Linked DNA regions of Homo sapiens: region 2 is linked to region 1. Evidence: chromatin loops called from intact Hi-C (ENCODE). Cell type or tissue: tibial artery. All regions are shown on one strand. Each heading gives the region's core, and the rest is flanking DNA. Links, peaks and the distances in the headings are about the cores only.

Evidence for each region. Peaks named below come from ENCODE experiments on the same cell type or tissue, not always from the same donor. Only the 100,000 strongest peaks of a DNase experiment are listed, where the experiment ranks them.
Region 2: a loop joins it to region 1, with 12 times the contacts of the local background. A loop is called at or near these places in 9 of 110 quality-filtered maps.

The regions. Positions count from the first base shown.
Region 1 is chr11:43,951,134-43,960,021 of GRCh38, forward strand. It overlaps a transcript of ACCSL not described here. Among named protein-coding and RNA genes, the nearest start is that of C11orf96, 13 kb to the left of the region's middle. RefSeq lists a silencer at 4,443-4,669. In tibial artery, for the core only: no CTCF peak of the experiment used is centred there; no DNase peak of the experiment used is centred there; H3K27ac peaks cover 2,409 bases.
Region 2 is chr11:44,002,183-44,011,070 of GRCh38, forward strand. It overlaps a transcript of ACCSL not described here. Among named protein-coding and RNA genes, the nearest start is that of ACCSL, 41 kb to the right of the region's middle. RefSeq lists enhancers at 2,693-3,554, 5,083-5,582. In tibial artery, for the core only: no CTCF peak of the experiment used is centred there; DNase peaks (open chromatin) are centred at 2,429, 3,109, 4,079, 4,789 and 4 weaker places; H3K27ac peaks cover 8,000 bases.

The DNA of each region.
Region 1 (8,888 bases), core at 252-8,251:
TAATATGCATTGGCTGCTCTTTGTGGCTTTTAGCAAATTATTCCAAGAAAGTCAGGAGAGATAGAAAGTCATAGAGAGAACCTAGAAACCTGGGGCCTTACAGAAGCAAAAGCCACCTGCCTTTATAATCCAAAGAGTGGGAGTTCTGTTGTTGCTTAGCCTTTCTCCAAGGCCACCCAAGGAGCCCAGTGAAAGCTCCAGCCCTGGAGCCAGGCTAGATGAATGGTGTTATCTTCCCACTCCAATCTATTGTTTTAGAATAGCCCCAAGGTAGCTGGGAATTAAAATGGGCCAGCTGGGCCAGAGCAGGAAACAAAGTAATAAAGCAGGCTCCAGACCTCTGGGGAGAAGACATCTTTGGATGTGGTTATTGGCACCTGGAACTGTCCGGAAGCACAAAGACCAGAAGCCTTTTAAGTATTTGAGGGAATTTGATTGCCAAGAAAACCAGGAATAGCAATGAATGATTATGATGGTTTGACCCCCCAAAGCAACCCCCAAAGAGGCCAGATCTTTTTTAAAAAATGCGTAATATGTAGTATGTAATGTAGAAGCTGTAACAGGGGTTGTTATTAAATTACATTGTAGGGCTGGATGCAGTAGCTCCCGCTTGTAATCCCACCCTGGGAGGCCGAGTCAGGTGGATCACTTGAGGTCAGGAGTTCGAGACCAGCCTGGCCAACATGGTGAAGCCCTGTCTCTACTAAAAATACAAACATTAGCCAGGCATGTTGGCGCATGCCTGTAATCCCAGCTACTCGGGAGACTGAGGCAGGAGAATCACTTGAATCCTGGAGGTAGAGGTTATAGTGAGCTGAGATCGTGCCTCTGCACTCCAGCCTGGGCAACAGGGTAACAGTCAGCTTCAGAAAAAGAAAAAAAAAAGTACATTGTAGATTGTACATATTTATCTTATATAGGTATCTTTTTTTTTTTTTCTTTCCAACTTTTATTTTAGGTTGGGGATATATGTGCAGGTTTCTTACGTGGGTAAATTGCGTGTCTCAGGGGTTTGGTGTACAGATTATTTAGTCACTCAGATAATCAGCATAGTACTGATGGATAGTTTTTTTCATCCTTACTCTCCTCCCACCCTCCACCTTCAAGTAGGTTCCTGTGTCTGTCGTTCCTTTCTTTGTGTTCATGTGTACTCAATGTTTAGTGCTCGCTTATAAGTGAGAACGTGCAGTATTTGGTTTTCTGTTCCCGTGTCAACTTAAGGGAGGAGACCACCCCTCATATTGTCTTATTCCCAATTTCTGCCTCCAAAGAAAGAAGTAAAAACTAAAAGGCAGAAATGAAATCCACAGGCAGGCAGCCCGGTGCTGCACCCTGGGTCTGGTTAAATATCGTCCCCTGACCTAACCAGTTATGTTATCTATAGATTCCAGACATTGTATGGAAAAGCATTGTGAAACTCCCTGTCCTGTTCTGTTCCATTCTGATTACTGGTGCATGCAGCCCCCAGTCACATACCGCCTGCTTGCTCAATTGATCATGACCCTCTCACGCGGACCCTCTTAGAGTTGTAAGCCCTTAAAAGGGACAGGAATTATTCACTCAGCTCACTTTTTGGAGGCATGAGTCTTGCTGAAGCTCCCGGCCAAATAAAGCCCTTCCTTCTTTAACTCGGTGTCTGAGGGGTTTTGTTTGCGGCCTGTCCTGCTACAAGCTCACTTAAGATAAGAGGCCAGAGCATTTAATAGTCACTTTGCTGCAGATGTGGCCACACAGGATGATGGGAAAAGGAGGATCTCCCAGAACCGGGTTGGCCATATTTGCCAACTGAGGAACCTCCTCTGCCAGAGCGAGGTCCTCATCGTTGCTGCCAGGAGGATCTGCCTGTTGCTATGCACAGTGACTGCTGAGTGTTTCCATTGTTTACTTTTCCAGATGGACATTTTTATTGTGGTTTTCCTATCCCTGTCTGTCAGAGGCATTTGAACCAGAGCGACTCCATCTTGAACAGAGGCTGGGTAAAATAAGGCTGAGACCTACTGGGCTGCATTCCCAGGAGATCAGGCATTCTTTGTTACAGGATGAGAGGAGGCTGGCACAAGTGCAGGTCACACAGACCTTGCTGATAAAAGGATGAGATATGCCAGGTGTGGTGGCTCACACCTGTAATCCCAGCACTTTGGGATGCCAAGGTGGATGGATCATGAGGTCAGGAGTTTGAGACCAGCCTGGCCAAAGAGACCAGCATGGTGAAACCCCATCTCTACTAAAAATACAAAAATTGGCCAGGCGTGTGGTGGGTGCCTGTAATCCCAGCTACTTGGGAGGCTGAGCCAGGAGGATTGCTTGAACCCAGGAGGCGGAGGTTGCAGTGAGCCAAGATCACACCATTGCACTCCAGCCTGAGTGACAGAGCGAGACTCTGACTCAAAAAAAAAAAAAAAAAAAAGGATGAGGTAAAAAGCCGGCCAAAACCTACCAAAACCAAGATGGTGATGAAAGTGACCTCTGGGTGTCCTCACTGTTCATTATATGCTAATTTTAATGCATTAGCATGCTAAAAGTCACTCCCCTCAGCGCCACAACAGTTTACAAATGCCATGGCCATGTCAGGAAGTTCACCTATATGATGTAAAAGGGGAGAAGCCCTGAACTCTGAGAATTGCCCACTCCTTTCCCAGAAAATTGATGACTAATTCACCCCTTGTTTAGCATATAATCGAAAAATAACCATACAAACCATAGGTCGCTCTGCCTATGGTGTAGCCGTTCCCTATTCCTTTACTTTCTTAATAAACTTGCTTTCACTTTACACTATGGACTCGCCCCAAATTCTTTCTTGTGAGAGATCCAAGCACCCTCTCTTGGGGTCTGGATTGGGACCCCTTTTCGGTAACCTGTCCACAGCTGTATTGGGATGTGCAAGGTGACGGGAAGGGGTGGTGGGAACAGGTGACTTGTCGTGCAGTTTCTATGTCACGGGACCATGAGGAGCCACATGTGGCTCTGGAGAGGACTTTCACTCTCTGATATCCTGTGCTTTGACCTGGAATTGTAAGTAGATGGGATTGGGGGTTGACTTCCTTGGAGATGAGCAAATGTGTTTTGTTATGGGATGAAGTATCATACCGAAGCGGCCTCATTGTTTGGAGTGATACCTGAGGTTTGTTGTCTCACGCCGAGGAAATCAAGGACACAGACACACAAGGAGTGAGGTTGAGAGCGGAGGTTTAATAGGCAAAAGAAAGAGAAGAGCTTTCTCCTGCAGAGAGAGGGGTCCCAAGCGGGTTTTCTGGTCTGCAGCAAAATGGGGGCGGGGTTATAGATGAGCTTGAGGAGGCGGTGTCTGATTTATATAAGGCACAAAAGATTGGTCAGACCAGGTGTGCCATTTGCATAGAGCGAGAAAATCTGGCCTCCCTTACCCTAATCTTTTATTATGCAGATGGGTTCTCTACCTGGCTGGTGCCATGTTGGCTGTTTCTTTTCTTTCTTTCTTTTTTTTTTTTTGAGGTGGAATTTTGCTCTTGTTGCCCAGGCTGGAGTGCAATGGTGCTATCTCGGCTCACTGCAACCTCCGCCTTTCAGGTTCAAGTGATTCTCCTGCCTCAGCCTCCTGAGTAGCTAGGATTACAGGCATGCGCCACCACACCCGGCTAATTTTGTATTTTTTAGTAGAGACGGGGTTTCTCCACGTTGGTCAGGCTGGTCTCGAACTCTCCATCTCAAGTGATCCACCTGCCTCAGCCTCCCAAAGTGCTGGAATTACAGGCGTGAGCCACCGTGCCCGGCCCTGTATCTTTACTGTACATGTGGTGACAAAGAAAAGGAAAGAGGGAGCCTCCAGCTGCCGGCATTCACCTGTGCAAGCTTCCAGCTTGCTTATCTGCAGCTTGATTTTTCAGATTGCTCTTTGTTAGGAAAGAAATGATTTTGGGGGCTGCTTTTGTTAAAAGGGAAATTCTGCTGAGAACTCTGTTGCTCTTACTATCTGCCTAAATAATTTCTTTCTGTCTCCTGTATCAACATAAATAGCTGGTAGCGAGTCAGGTGACTACAGTGAAGACTGCTAATGGTCCACAAAAGTCAATTTTCTGCACCTCCCTTGGCACAAAGCTAGACTAAACCCCTCAGCCTCCTTCCTTTGCAACCAGCGTGGTCATGGACTGTCTTATTCCATTTGTGCTCCTATAACTAAATACCCTAGACTAGTAATTTATAAAGAGCAGAAATTTATTTCTTACCATTCTGGAGTCTGGGAAGTCTAAAGTCAAAGTGGCTGCAGGATTGGTGTGACAACTGTTACCACCCAGTGGGATCTTCCTGACCACTGCACAGACGAGACCAATTCAGAGATCACAGCCTGATAAAGAGTTTAATTGATATGAGGCTGGCCACACCACGTGGAAGATGGAGTTATTACTCAAACCAATCTCCCTGAAAATCTGGAAGCTAGGGTTTTCTAAGGATAGTTGGGTGGGCCACGGAGTCTACTTCTGGTTGGGGCCACAGGACTGGTGGGTGGGGTTCAGTGGGTCTGGGTGAAGGTGAGTCGGGTGGAGCTACTGGTCATCAGAAATGCAAAAACTTGAAAAGACATCTCAAAAGGCCAATCTTTGGTTTTACAATAGTGACATTATCTGCAGGAGTAATTGGGGGAGTTGCAAATCTTGTTACCTCTGGAATAATGGCTGACAATTTTTTATGTCTACACCTTAGCACAATTCAAGCTCCTCTTCCTCCTAGCCTGGTGGGCTTTCATTAGCCTTAGTCATTGCTGAGCTGAGGCCAAGCTAACTCCCAAAATTAGCTTGGCCTCGGCTCAGGAATGACTAAGGGCAGTCTGGAGGTTAAAGGTGGTAAAAGAAAAACTTCAGCTGAATTAAATTTAAAGGAGTTTAATTGAGCAATGAATGATTCATGAATTGATTGGGCAGCCTCCAGAATCACAGAAGATTCAGAGACTCCTGTGCAGCCACATGATGAAAGAAGATTTATAGAAAAAAAAAAAAAAAAGGAAATGAGGTACAGAAATCGGAAGTGAGGTACAGAAACAACTGGAGTCTTTACAGCTCAGCGTTTGCCTTATTTGAACACAGTTCGAACAGTTGGCTACAAACAGTTGGCTACGTTTGGCCAAAACTCAGTGATTTGCACAGGTGTGGGCTACGGTTGGTTTACACCTCCACTTGCTATAGTTCACAATGTACAGAAAAACCTTTAGGCTGAACTTAAATATGTAAGGAGGCTGCTTTAGGCTAAACTTGATTAACAAAGGCAAGAGGGGGTTGATTAGATCAGGTCTCTTTCTGTCATAATTTTCTCACTGCTACAATTTTTTTTTTTGAGATGGAGTCTCGCTCTGTTGCCCAGGCTGGGGTGCAATGGCATGATCTCAGCTCACTGCAACCTCAGCCTCCTGGGTTCAAGTGATTCTCCTGCCTCAGCCTCCCTAGTAGCTGGGACTATAGGCACGTGCCACCACACCCGGCTAATTTTTTGTATTTTCAGTAGAGACAGGGCTTCACTGTGTTAGCCAGGCTGGTCTCAATCTCCTGACCTTGTGATCTGCCCACCTTGGCCTCCCAAAGTGTTGGGATTACAGGTGTGAGCCACTGCACCCAGCCTACAATTTTTGTAAAGGTGGTTTCACAACCAAAATGAGTGACTGAGACAATTGACTGTTTCAATCAATTGAGGTTTATTGAGCCAGCTTGAGGGCATGCCTGGGAAAAATGCGAGTCACAGATGCATCTGTGGCTGTTTTTTTCCCAAAGAGCCTCCCAGGTGGTTTAGTATTTATACATTTTTCTTAAAAGAGGGGTGGGGCACAGCAGTGAGGTGAATGGTTTCCTACATGTGAGACTTAGTGCCCAGTGAATCTATATTTTACATAAGATAAGGTGAAGGTTTGAAGAAAAACGGGATAGAGGCAGCAGAACATCTCAGGGAGGGCGAAGGAACAATCCATCTTGTAAACCAAAAAGTATCTGAGATAGGTCTTGATGAATTTAGAGGTTTACTTTTGCCAAGGTTAAGGACCATGGCCATTGATACAGCCTCAGGAGAGCCTGAGAACATGTCTCCAAGGTGGTTGGGTTACAGCTTGGCTTTATACATTTTAGGGAGACAGAAGTTACAAGCAAAAACATAAATCAATGCATGGAAAGTATCCATTAGTTCAGTCCAGAAAGTTAGGATATCTCAAAGTGGGGTGGGGTGGGAGGAGGGGGGTTCCAGGTCACAGGTGGATTCAAAGATTTCCTGATTGGTAATTGGTTAAAAGAGTTAAGCTTTGCCTGAAGAGTCTGAAGTCAATATAAAGAAATGCTTAAGATAGGGGTTGTGGAAGCCAAGGTGCTTATGATGTAGATGAATCCTCTAGGTAGCAGGCTTCAGAGGGAATAGATGGTAAATGCCTCTTATCAGACCTTAAAAGGCGTCAGACTCTCTGGAAAAGACCTAGGAAGGGAAGGAGATTCTCTATAGATGCAAATTTCCACAACATCAGACAGTTTGCAGGGCCATTTCAAAATATGACAAAGAACTATATTTTGGAATAAAATACTTTGATTTCCTTCAGGCCCTGCTCTCTGTCATGTGATTCTATACCAGAGTCAGGTTGGAATTTGGTATCTTACTGCTACAAAGAGTGTTTTGTCAGTCTTATGATCTGTTTTCATGTTAATGCTGGTCAGTTGTGCCTAAGCTCCAAAGGGAGGGGGTGTAACAAGGCATGTGTGACCGCCCCCCCAACAACTTCCCGTCATGGCCGGAACTAGTTTTTCAGGTTTCTTTGGAATCCCCTTGGTCAAGCGGGGGGTCCAGTGGAAACTGCCTTTGCAAAAATCATAACTGAGAAAATTATGGCAGTAAAAGATATCAGACCTAACTGACCCATCTTGCTTCTAACCTCTGAACTGTCCTTGTTCATTCCTGGGCATAGGCCAAATTAGCTTTGGAAAGGAATTTAGTGTATAGTTTATATAATAGCCCTTCCCAAAAGGCTAAATTGTTCTTGTAAAACAAATGAAAGGCCACCAGCCACCAGGTCAAGATGAGAGGGGCTGGAATTCTAAATTTTACCAGCGATTATTCAGGAGGTCATAAGATTTGCAACTTCCCTAATTACTCTTGAAGGTAACATCACTATTGTGAACCTAAGATGGGCCTTTTGGGATGTCTTTTCAGGTTTTTCATTTCTCACAACCAGATGGCCCCACCTGGACCTGCCAACTGGTTCTATGGCCCCCACCCAGGAACTGACTCAGCAGAAGAGAACAGCTTCGACTCCCTATGAGTTCATCCTCAAGCCAACCAATCAGCACTCCTGATTCACTGGCCCCCTACCCACCAAATTATCCTGAAAGACTCTGATCCCCAAGTTTTCAGGGAGACTGATTTGAGAGGTGATAAAACTCTGGTCTCCTGCACAGCTGCCTCTGCATGAATTACTCTTTCTCTATTGCAATTCCCCTGTCTTGATAAATTGACTCTGTCTAGGCAGCAGGCAATGTGAACCCCTTGGGCAGTTACACATTCAGTCTATCGGAGGGCTTACAATTTTATTTTTGGTTTACAATCTCATCTTTGTTCTGCACCTGGGAGGATAAGCTGGTGATTGGCATCATCAGTGTGGAGTCTTTTGAAAAAGCAGGTTTCTGTTCAGCCCTTAGGGAAGAAAGTCTAAGGCAGTTTTCAACCTCCTATCCTGTCATGGCCATGAACTCAGCTTCCAGGCTTTCTCTGAGGTGCCCTTGGCCAACAGGGGGTCAACTGGGGGCTTAGAATTTTATTTGGGTTTCTCAAGTATCTGGTGAGGTCTGTTTTCTGCTTCCAAGATGGCGTCCTGTTGCTCCATCCTTTGGAGGGGATGAACACATGGCAGAAGGTAGAAGGGCAGAAAAGGGCCCAAGCTAGTTCCCTCCAGCCCTTTTATAAGGCACTAATCCATCCATGAAGGTGGAGCCCTCATGATTTAATCAATTCAATTCCCAAAGGCCTCCCCTTTTCATACCACCACAGTGGGCATTACATGTCAATGTGAATTTTGGAGAAGACACAATCAAACCACAGCACGCGCCTAGGTTCTCCCCAGTGGAATGGGCGAGCCGGCGATGCACACCACACTGGCCTAGGCCTGCAGACTGTGAGCATGTTGCTCCCATGTGCTTGTTCTTGCCAAAAGACAGAACAGGGCCATATCCATGGCCTGACGTTGACCAAGCAGGAGGAAATGCCTAGAGATCCTCATGACATTGAGCTGCCTGTGGATGTGGAATGTGGCCTCAAGATGGACTGCTAGCTGCGAGAGAAATTAACTTCTGCCTTCCTTCCAAACCAGTGCATTCCTGCTGGGTCTCTTGATTATAGCAGTTGGAATTAGCCTAACTGATGCAAAGCCATTTCCCTCAGTCTACGTCCAACCAGGAGGATGTTCCCTGTCAGCAGTGGGGGATGGGGAGTGATGCAAGAGACACAGGAAGAGTCCTGGGCTGGGACTGGGCGGTGGCAGACCCTAGCCCTGGCTCTACTCTGCCCTTGCTGTCTTGCTTTCAACAAACAATTTCCCCTCTCCTTCCCTGAGGGCCCTCCCAGCTTTAAGTCCTGGTAAACCTATCCTAGAATCCTGGCCCTCAGGGAGATTCAGGCAGGCAGGGTTTGTAGAGACCAGGCATTCAGCCTCCTTCATGCATGAATGGGGAAACAGAGGCAGAACCTTCTCTGAGACCACAGCACCCCCACCCCATTCCTCTTCCCGCACTTGGGGAGAGTCCCAGAAGCTCTGGGCTGGACTGTGGTGTGCTGAATAATTCACGCCAGACTCAAAATAACAGCCTGAGCCCCAACCCACAGGAGGCTTGGGACCCCCTTCAATGTGCCGCTGCCCCACAGCCCTGCTCCGGCCCCCACCAGGAGCTTTTTGGGAC
Region 2 (8,888 bases), core at 658-8,657, 51 kb after region 1:
CCCAGACCACCGGAAAGGGCCATTCTGGTGGGGGACAGGAGAAGGGGTGGGTTTGAGAGCGCGCCTCCCCATGCTGCCCTGAGCTGTGGGCCTGGCCTCGAAGGATTCTCCCCTTCAGATGCCACCTCGCCCCACCCCGAGCTGGCCTACCTGCACCCGGGTGGGGTGAATCTGGACCCCCAGGAATGACCCACTCTTTGGAAGAAGTTTCTGGAAGAAGCCCCCCGCGTGGTTTCTAGGGAAAGGTTACGCTGGGAAATTCTCTCTGATGGTCGAGCACACCACTTTCCTCTGGCTTATGTTTTTAAGTCGTCTTGACACAGGATGGCCAAAGTCATCCCTGGCAACCAACTCAGGGTTTCACCACTCACTTCCCCAAGAGACCTGGCTTTGGGAAACTCCAGTGACCCTGGAGGCTGTAGCTGGGGAGATACCAGCTTACTAGGGTGGGAGGGGCACTTTGAGGCCCTAGTTGGCATCTGGAAAAGGGCAGTTTGTGAATCTGCCTTCTGTGGGTCTGAATGCTGTGTGATCTGAGGGGAGCTATTTAACCTCTCTGAGCCTCAGAATCCTTACCGGTAAAATGGGGATAGTTACCCTAGCTAGGAGTGATTTTTTGTTGTGGAGGTTAAATGAGACAATAAGCAAAAGCCCCTGGCAAGGCACCGGGTAGGGGAGCTGCTCTGTTGACGGGAATGGCTGCATGGCCTTGTCCAGGGCTGGAGGGGTCTGGATGCGGCATGGTGAGGGTGACTTTCTGGGAGTAGGGAGGGAGAAGACACCATCATGCAGGGTCACAAGGAGGCTGCAGCTGCATTCGTGATGTTTCATTGCTTAAGCGTGGTGAGGGGACATGAGTAAAGACCATTTGGTTCATCTGAAATATTTCATAATGAACATTTACAAATGTAAAATGTTATTATATTTTGCAGAAAAGTAATTGCATTAGGAGAAGCTGGTTTTTAAAAAGAATGAGGAGAAAAATTATGTTAAAAATGATAACACAATGTTCCAAGTATAAGCCAAAGCAGGTCACGGAAGTCACCTCAGAGAGGACATGGTGTTTGCAGCCACTGCCAGATTCTTCTCTCTGAATTGTTTTTTATTGTGGCCAAATGCACATAACATAAAGTTTACTATCTTAACTATTTTTAAATGTACAGTTTAGTGGCATTAAATGCATTCATAGGCCTGGCATGGTGGCTCACACCTGTAATCCCAGCACTTTGGGAGGCTGAGGTGGGTGGGTCGCTTGAGGCCAGGAGTTCAAGACCAGCCTGGCCAACATGGTGAAGCTCCAGCTCTACAAAAAGTACAAAAATTAGCTGGGTGTGGTGGTGCATGCCTGTAATCGGGAGGCTGAGGCAGGTGAATCGCTTGAACCCAGGAGGTGGAGGTTGCAGTGAGCTGAGATCGCGCCACTACACTCCAGTCTGGGCAACAGAGTGAGACTTTGTCTCAAAAAAAAAAAAAATGCATTAATTACATTGGGCAACTGTTGCCATTATTCATCTCCAAAACTCTTTTCATCCTATACAACCGAAATTCTATCCCCACTGGACAGTAACTGCCCATTCCCCTCTGACTTTTCGCACACTCTGCAGTTTCCAGCCTGGAGAGGCAGTGCAGGAGCCTGACCTGACTGCTGCCCGGGGGCTGTGGGTCTGGGCTCTGCCAGGGGCCCCTGTTACCCAGGGATAGGGGGTACCTCACTTGGAGGAACCTCACCAGGCCCTCACCCTCTGGCAGCAGCCAGTAGCAGGGAGCTGTTCCCCCAGGCCTTGGAGGTGAGCATTCCTGGGGTTGTGGCTAGAGCAGGCAGAGCAGAGCCAGACCCCTATCCTGGGGTAAGGGGTACCCAGATGCCCAGAATGAGGTATCTGGGACCCTGACTGCCTAGCAACCTGCAGCCTCTTGTTCCGTTGGTCCTGAAGTCAGGGGAGGGGCTGAGTCTGCATGTGGAAGGGGGAAACTGAGGCCAGGGGGCTCCCAGGAGTGAGTGAGGTGAAGGGGGGGGATGTGTCCCGGGCATCTAGAACCACGTGCACAGAGGCTTGGAGTAGAGAGAGCCCAGATCAGAAGGGCAGTCACGAGCTTGAGTCTGGGGAAGGACACAGAGCGGGTTTTCTGGGCCAAGTTCTTGGTGTTTGCTCACCCCCGCATACCGCCCTGGGGGACCAAGAAACTACCCAGGGACCCCCAAGAGCAAGAGGTGAGAAAAGGAGTCTCACCAGCCTGTTCCAAAATTTGAGCTCCAGTTGCTCCCTACCCGCACCCAGGGCTTCCAAGGCCAAGCTGAGCTGAGCTGAGCTGAGCTCTGGTCCCCTCCCCATAAAAGCCTGTCTGCGACTCTCAAGGGCATGTACCTAGCTGTTTTCTCCTTTCATTCTCAGCCCAGCCCCAGCCGCAGGCAGGATGGCTATCGGGAAAATGAGGCCCTAGGAATCGAGGGGGCTTGCCCAAGGTCAAGTAGTGGGTAAATGACTCCAGGGTCTTTCCCTTCCATCTGCCCGCCCTATCCTCAGAGATGCACTGAACTTTGCTCCTCAAAATGCAGTCCAAGACCAGCAGCATTGACAGCATCTGGGAGCTGGTTGGAAATGCAGAATTCTAGGCCCCTTCCTGGTCCCACGGGACCAGAATGTACATTTTAGCAAGAACCTGGTGATTTGCTAGCACTTTACAGTTGGAGAAGCACTGCTCTAGGAGTTCTTTCCCATCGAGGGGATGCAACTTCCTAGCAGGGAGAGGATACCTGCCTGGATACACTCCTAACCAAGGCCATTGGGACACTTGTAGGAGATATGTTTTTCGGAGGCCCACTGGTGGTGGTGAGGTTGGCCTTGTCTTCAGAACACCCAGCCCGGCCCACCCACCCCTTCTCCCCCGTGCCAGTCTGCCCTGTGCTTTTCGAGTCCCGGCAAGCTCACCCCCACCCTGCCATTGTACACGACAGCTGTAGAGGGGTGAGGGGAACTGTTTCAATGGCTGTCCCTCCACCCCTCGACAAGAGTCCCACTCTTTCCCTGCCCCCAGCCCCCTGCCTGGTGAGGCTGATTGTCCCATTCAGCACCCCCTCCCCGGATTGGCTGATGGGCTTTCAAACTCCTTTAGCTGCCTAATTACTGCTGATCGTGGGCTGCACGTGCAGGCTTCTGTGAATATGAGATTCTGTAATTGCTGCTGGCACACAGCCTGCCTGGGTGGGGGAGGGGAGGGTTCTGAGGACAAAGGGGTTCCACTATGGGGAGGGGAGCACTGAGGGCAGCACTAGCTTTGTTTTGCTCCTCGACTCAGGGGCTCTGGGTGGCAAATCTCTCACAGTGAGGCAGCGCTGAGGGAGGGAGTGCAGCTGAGGAGTGGGCTGTGAATTTTGAATGCACAGCGGGTTTGGGGCATTGGGTGTGTTTTCTGCCAGGCACTGTGCTCCGTGCTTTGCATATTAGGTCTCACAGGAACACCAACTCATTCTGGCTTCCCCGGACGTGCCCAGATTTTACTACTGAAAGTTTCATGTTCCCAGAACCTCCTCCCCCGCCCTCTACCCCCAGGTAAAGCTGTGCAGGTAATTACACTATCACACTACATCTAACTCTCTCAACAACTAGAGGAGATGGCGGACCTGTTATCCCCACTTTACAGATGAAGAAACCAAGGCTTACAGGCATGTAGGATTTTGTCTCCAGGGTCAAATAGCTGCTAAGTGGCAGAAGCTGGATTTGGACCCAGGTGTAAACTCCAAAGATCCGCAATGCAAGGAATCTGCCCAAAGGCCAAAGTGCAGGGGAGGGCCCAAGTTTGCAGGGTGTGTTCCCCACCCCATCTTTTCTGTGGCCTAGGCTCAAGACTCCCACCACCATGCCACCCCAGCGACCTCCAGGGTTCCAGCCTTACTCTGTAGAGACTACTTCTCCTGGATCCCAGAACTGGACCAGTCTGAAAGAACTGGGCCAGTCCCAGGAGGGGTGACTGTGTGGACCCTCCTCTGGCAGCCAGGGCCTGGCTAGACCCTTAGGGGCAGGGTGCTAGGTGGGAGGGCAAAGCTCTGGCCTTGGAGTCTGGGTGATCTGGGCCTGGACCTGCCACCAAAGTGGGACCCAGGTGGTTCAGGCTTCCTTGTGGGATGGAGGAGCTGGCTTGGATGTAGACTGAGGCCCCTTCCAGCTCTGGGTGCTAGCTGGATGCAGCTCATTTGAGTGGCTGAGAGCCAGTGTGCATGGCTTTGCAGCTCCTTGCTGACTGCGTGACTTTGGGTAAGGTACCCAACTTCTGGAAGATGCTTAAGGGGGAATAATGATGCTACTCACCTCTTTGAGATTTTTTTTTTTTTTTTTTTTTTTTGAGGCAGAGTCTCGCTCTGTTACCCAGGCTGGAGTGCAGTGGTGCAATCTCGGCTTACTGCAGCCTCCATCTCCTGGGTTCAAATGATTCTCCTGCCTCAGCCTCCTGAGTAGCTGGGATTAGAGACACGCACCATCACATCTGGCTAATTTTTGTATTTTTGTAGAGATGGGGTTTCATCATGTTGGCCCGGCTGGTCTCGAACTCCTGACCTCAAGTGATCTGCCTGCCTTGGCCTCTCAAAGTGCTGGGAATACAGGCATTAGCTACCACACCCAGACCTCTTTAAGATCTTAAAGGGACAATCTGTGGAAAGCTTTCAGCATGATGCCTGGCAGGAAGTAATAGCTAGTTGTTGATATTGTTGTTATTATTTTTAGCGATGTTCTCCTCCCCGCGGTTGGACATTCAAGCTAACCTCTCCCCACTGGCCCTTGACCCTAGACGAGCGTCAAGAATCCTCGTAGGCCTAGCTGACGTTTGAGCCAATGAGAGCTCAGAGGAGAGACCAACACTACCCCCGGGGGCCAAAAATAGAGATAAAGCTGACTCCAAAGTTAGGCTTGGCGGGACAATTTTGCCCATACAAGGCCAGAGTCTGTACCACCTGGCAGGCCCTAGGGCCAGGGAGCTGCAGGGCAGACTGCCTCAGGCCTGCTCTGGTTTTTGCCAGATCTGCCCAGGGAGGCCCCGGGAATGTCACAGGCTCCTTCTGTCTCAGATGGATGACTCTCTGGGGACTGAATTTTATTTGAAATCAGTTTGAGACAGAAGTGCCCCCCAGCTTCGGGCCCCCTTCCCAGCCAGACATTCCAGAGCCTGGGCGAGAAAGAAGCCCCAAGGCCCGAGATTGTTCAGAGGCCCCACTTGGATGTGGAATCCGAAGCCATTGCTTCTGGGAAGCATCTGTGCAAAAGCTGGGGGACTCCAAGAGCCCCCATAGAAACAGACCTCTAGGCCACTGTGCAGTGATGAACCACCTAAGCCCTCTTCTCTGTCCCAGGATGATGCTCGCTCCTCAAACCACATCCCTGTTGTCTCATAGAGACAAGGCCTTGGGTCAGTCCAAGCAAAGGCACCTAAGTATAGCAGGAAAGGCAGCACTTGAACCTTTCCTCTGCCTCTCAGGCTCTATATGTGTGACCTTGGGCTGGGCACTCAACTTCTCTGAGCCCCAGAGCGCCTCAGGGAGGCTCCTCCTCTGGAAAATAAGGATGATTATGTATGCCCTTGCTGGTTTGTGGTGTAGATTACATGAGACAACGGAAGGATGAAATGACCAAGCTCAGGGCTGGCACACAGTAGGTGCTCTGTACATGCTCACTTTTATCCCTTTGGTTATAAGACAGTGTTGGGGGTGGTTTGGATGGTGCAGTGAGACCCGTCTCGACTCCTAAAACAGCACACAGGGTGCAGCTCTCCCTCAAGGTGGCTCAGGCACTGGAGTGCAGGAAGAGGGTTCTTGCTTTAGACAGGGTCCATCTCTTCCAGTGTGCACACTGGTCTAGCCTGGTGTGGGGATGTGGCAGCTGATTCTCCAGTTCAATATCCAGGCTTCTGTGTCATTGTCCCCATCAACCTGGACATGCCAATACTTCAGTGCCCAGAGGGCATCTCAGAAGTAATTTTCATTCCCCAGGATGATTCACCTTCTAAGGCTGCCTCTTGCCCCAGGCCACAAGCAGATGCTCAGAGATGGCTTTTGGTGGTGGTGGTGATGCAGGGGCTGGGGAGGCCCTGACCACTGCAAAAATGTGACAGTTTTTCCCTGGGATGCGACCAAATTGCAGAAAGCTAAGAGAGGTGACATATCAGCTGTGGGCAGCGTGGTCCGGGGCTGGTGCCTGGACTGCAGGAGTCTCTGCTCACTGGGTAGTTTATCTCTCCGGGACCTCCCAGGGCTCTCAGGGCAAAAAGCAATGTCAGGAGACCTGGTCTGCCCCACAGGGGCTGTCCTTCTTCTGTCGTTGTGAACAGGACTCATCCAAATCTCATTTTCCTAATCTGTAAAAGGGGATTGATAGAGACAGTAAGCATAGTGGTTAAGAAGATGGCTTGGGACCGGCTGTATGACCGCGAAGCATAGTCTTTCTATATATGAACTGTGTCAACCTGGGCAAGTTATTTTGCCTCTTTGGGCCTCAGGTTCCTCTTCACTGCAGCGATGATAACACCTGTCTCATAGATTTGCCACTTTAAACAATCTGAGGCACCTAGTGACATGTGCTGAACACCTACCAAGGGCCAGGCACTGCCTGAGCACATCACCTGCATCAGGTAATGTCATCTCCTGACAACTCTCAGAAGTAGGTGTTTGTATTAAACCCTGTTTACAGATAAGAAAACTGAGGTCCAAGGTCATATCACTGGTAAATGTCAGAGCCTGTGATCCCAGCACTTTGGGAGGCCAAGGTGTGCAGATCATCTGAGGCCAGGAGTTTGAGACCAGCCTGGGCAACATGGCGAGACCCTGTCTCTACTGAAAATACAAAAAATTAGCCAGGCATGGTGGCATGTAAATGTGGTCCCAGCTACCCGGGACGCTGAGGTGGGAGAATCACTTGAGTCTGGGAGGTCGAGGGTGCAGTGAGCTGTGATCATGGCACTGCATTCCAGCCTGGGTGACAGCGGGAGACCCTGTCTCAAAACAAACAAACAAAATTTAATACAATGCCTAGTGCTCCATAAATGGAAGCTACCATTATTGAACAGGATAGGAGCGATTGCGGTATCAGGGTTCCCAGGCCTTTGCTTCTCCCAGCTGCTAAAAAGGATTTGTTGTGACTCAGTTTCTCCCCTTCTCTACCCACACAGGAGGGTTCTACTGTTGCCAGGTCAGTTCCTTGGGCCTAGCCTAGGATTTGTAGAAGGATTAGCAGAGTTGGAAGAGAAATGCCAGAGAGCACAGAGTCTGAAACAAAACTGGGGAGAAGAAAAAGCTGCATATAAAAAGTGCTCAGGGCCGGGCGCAGTGGCTCACGCCCATAATCCCAACACTTTGAGAGGCCAAGATAGGAGGATGGCTTGAACCCAGGAGTTTGAGACCAGCCTCGGCGACATAGTGAGACCCTGTCTCTACTAAAAATAAAAAATTTGCTGGGCATGGTGGTGTGCACCTGTGGTCCCAGCTACTTGGGAGGCTGAGTCAGGAGGATCGCTTGAGCCCAGGAGGTTGAAGCTGCAGTGAGCCGTGATCGCACCACTGCACTCTAGCCTGGGTGACAGGGCAGGACCCTGTCTCAAGTAAGTAAATAAATAAAATAATATCAAATAGAATGAGAACCAATTGTGCATCTTGGAATCAAAGGACTCTGGCTGCCCATAGAAAAGGCTTCCTTGTTACTCTGAATGGACAAGTTGCCATCCCAAGCCCCAGTCCTCTTCTTACTCTGCTTCTCCTGGGGATAAAGTCTTCTCTCTTATTAATGATGGTAAATGTGAGACCAGAGATGCCTGCTCAAAACAACTGCTTGGTGTTGGAAGAACTAGGCTAAGAGGACTGACATCTAAATGAGAGATAAAAACGTCACCTCTCAGCTGTGTGCAATGGCTCATGCCTGTAATCCCAGCATTTTGGGAGGCCAAGGTGGGGGGATCACCTGAGGTCAGGAGTTTGAGACCAGCCTGACCAACATGGAGAAACCCCGTCTCTACTAAAAATACAAAATTAGCCAGGCATGGTGGCACATGCCTGTAATCCCAGCTACTCGGGAGGCTGAGGCAGGAGAATTGCTTGAATCTGGGAGGCGGAGGTTGCAGTGAGCCGAGATCGCACCATTGCACTCCAGCCTGGTGACAAGAGCGAAACTCTGTCTCAAAAAAAAATCGTCTCCTTCATATAGGCAACAAATATTTACTGAACACTTACTATGTACAGGCATTACTCTAGGTGCTGGAGATAGAGGGACAAATATCCCTGAAATAAAGTGGGCATATGGTCCAAGTTAATGCAGGTTTTTCAGAGGGGACTTATATGACTGGCAAAACTTGAATTGACCCCTCTCATGCCCAAGTGGATAACATGGAAGAAAAAAATCTCCCCTCTCTCTTGAGCTCTTTCTGCTAAGTGGTTTTGCTATGTTCACATTTTCCCACTGGCAGTGCCCTGAAGTCTCCAATCCCAGGTAGTCAAAACTCTGAAATGGAATTGTACATGGTCTGGTGCTGATAGCTAGAAGCAACTGATTTACTTCGTTCTCCAAACTCAAAACCCTTTCCTGGGCCTCCTGAGAAGTTGTCTGGTCTGGAAAATGGCAAAGAAAATTGAGAAATGGAAGCAGGAGCAACAAGTGTGTATAACTGAGTCGGGTCTTGCTGATGTGAGAGCTAGGATTGAGGAATTTGCACTCTATTTTAGCAAGAATTTGTAAACATCTTGTAAGTTACCCCTATACTTAGTCAGTGAGGGTGACTCAAGTTAGGCAAATTGCATGATGGAAAAGCTGGGACATAAAAGTCCAAATAAGTTAAAATATTGCATTGCATTTAGAGCCTGTAACCTGGGGCGCTTCCAATATTTCCAGCCTTTGGAAAAGATTTCACCATGA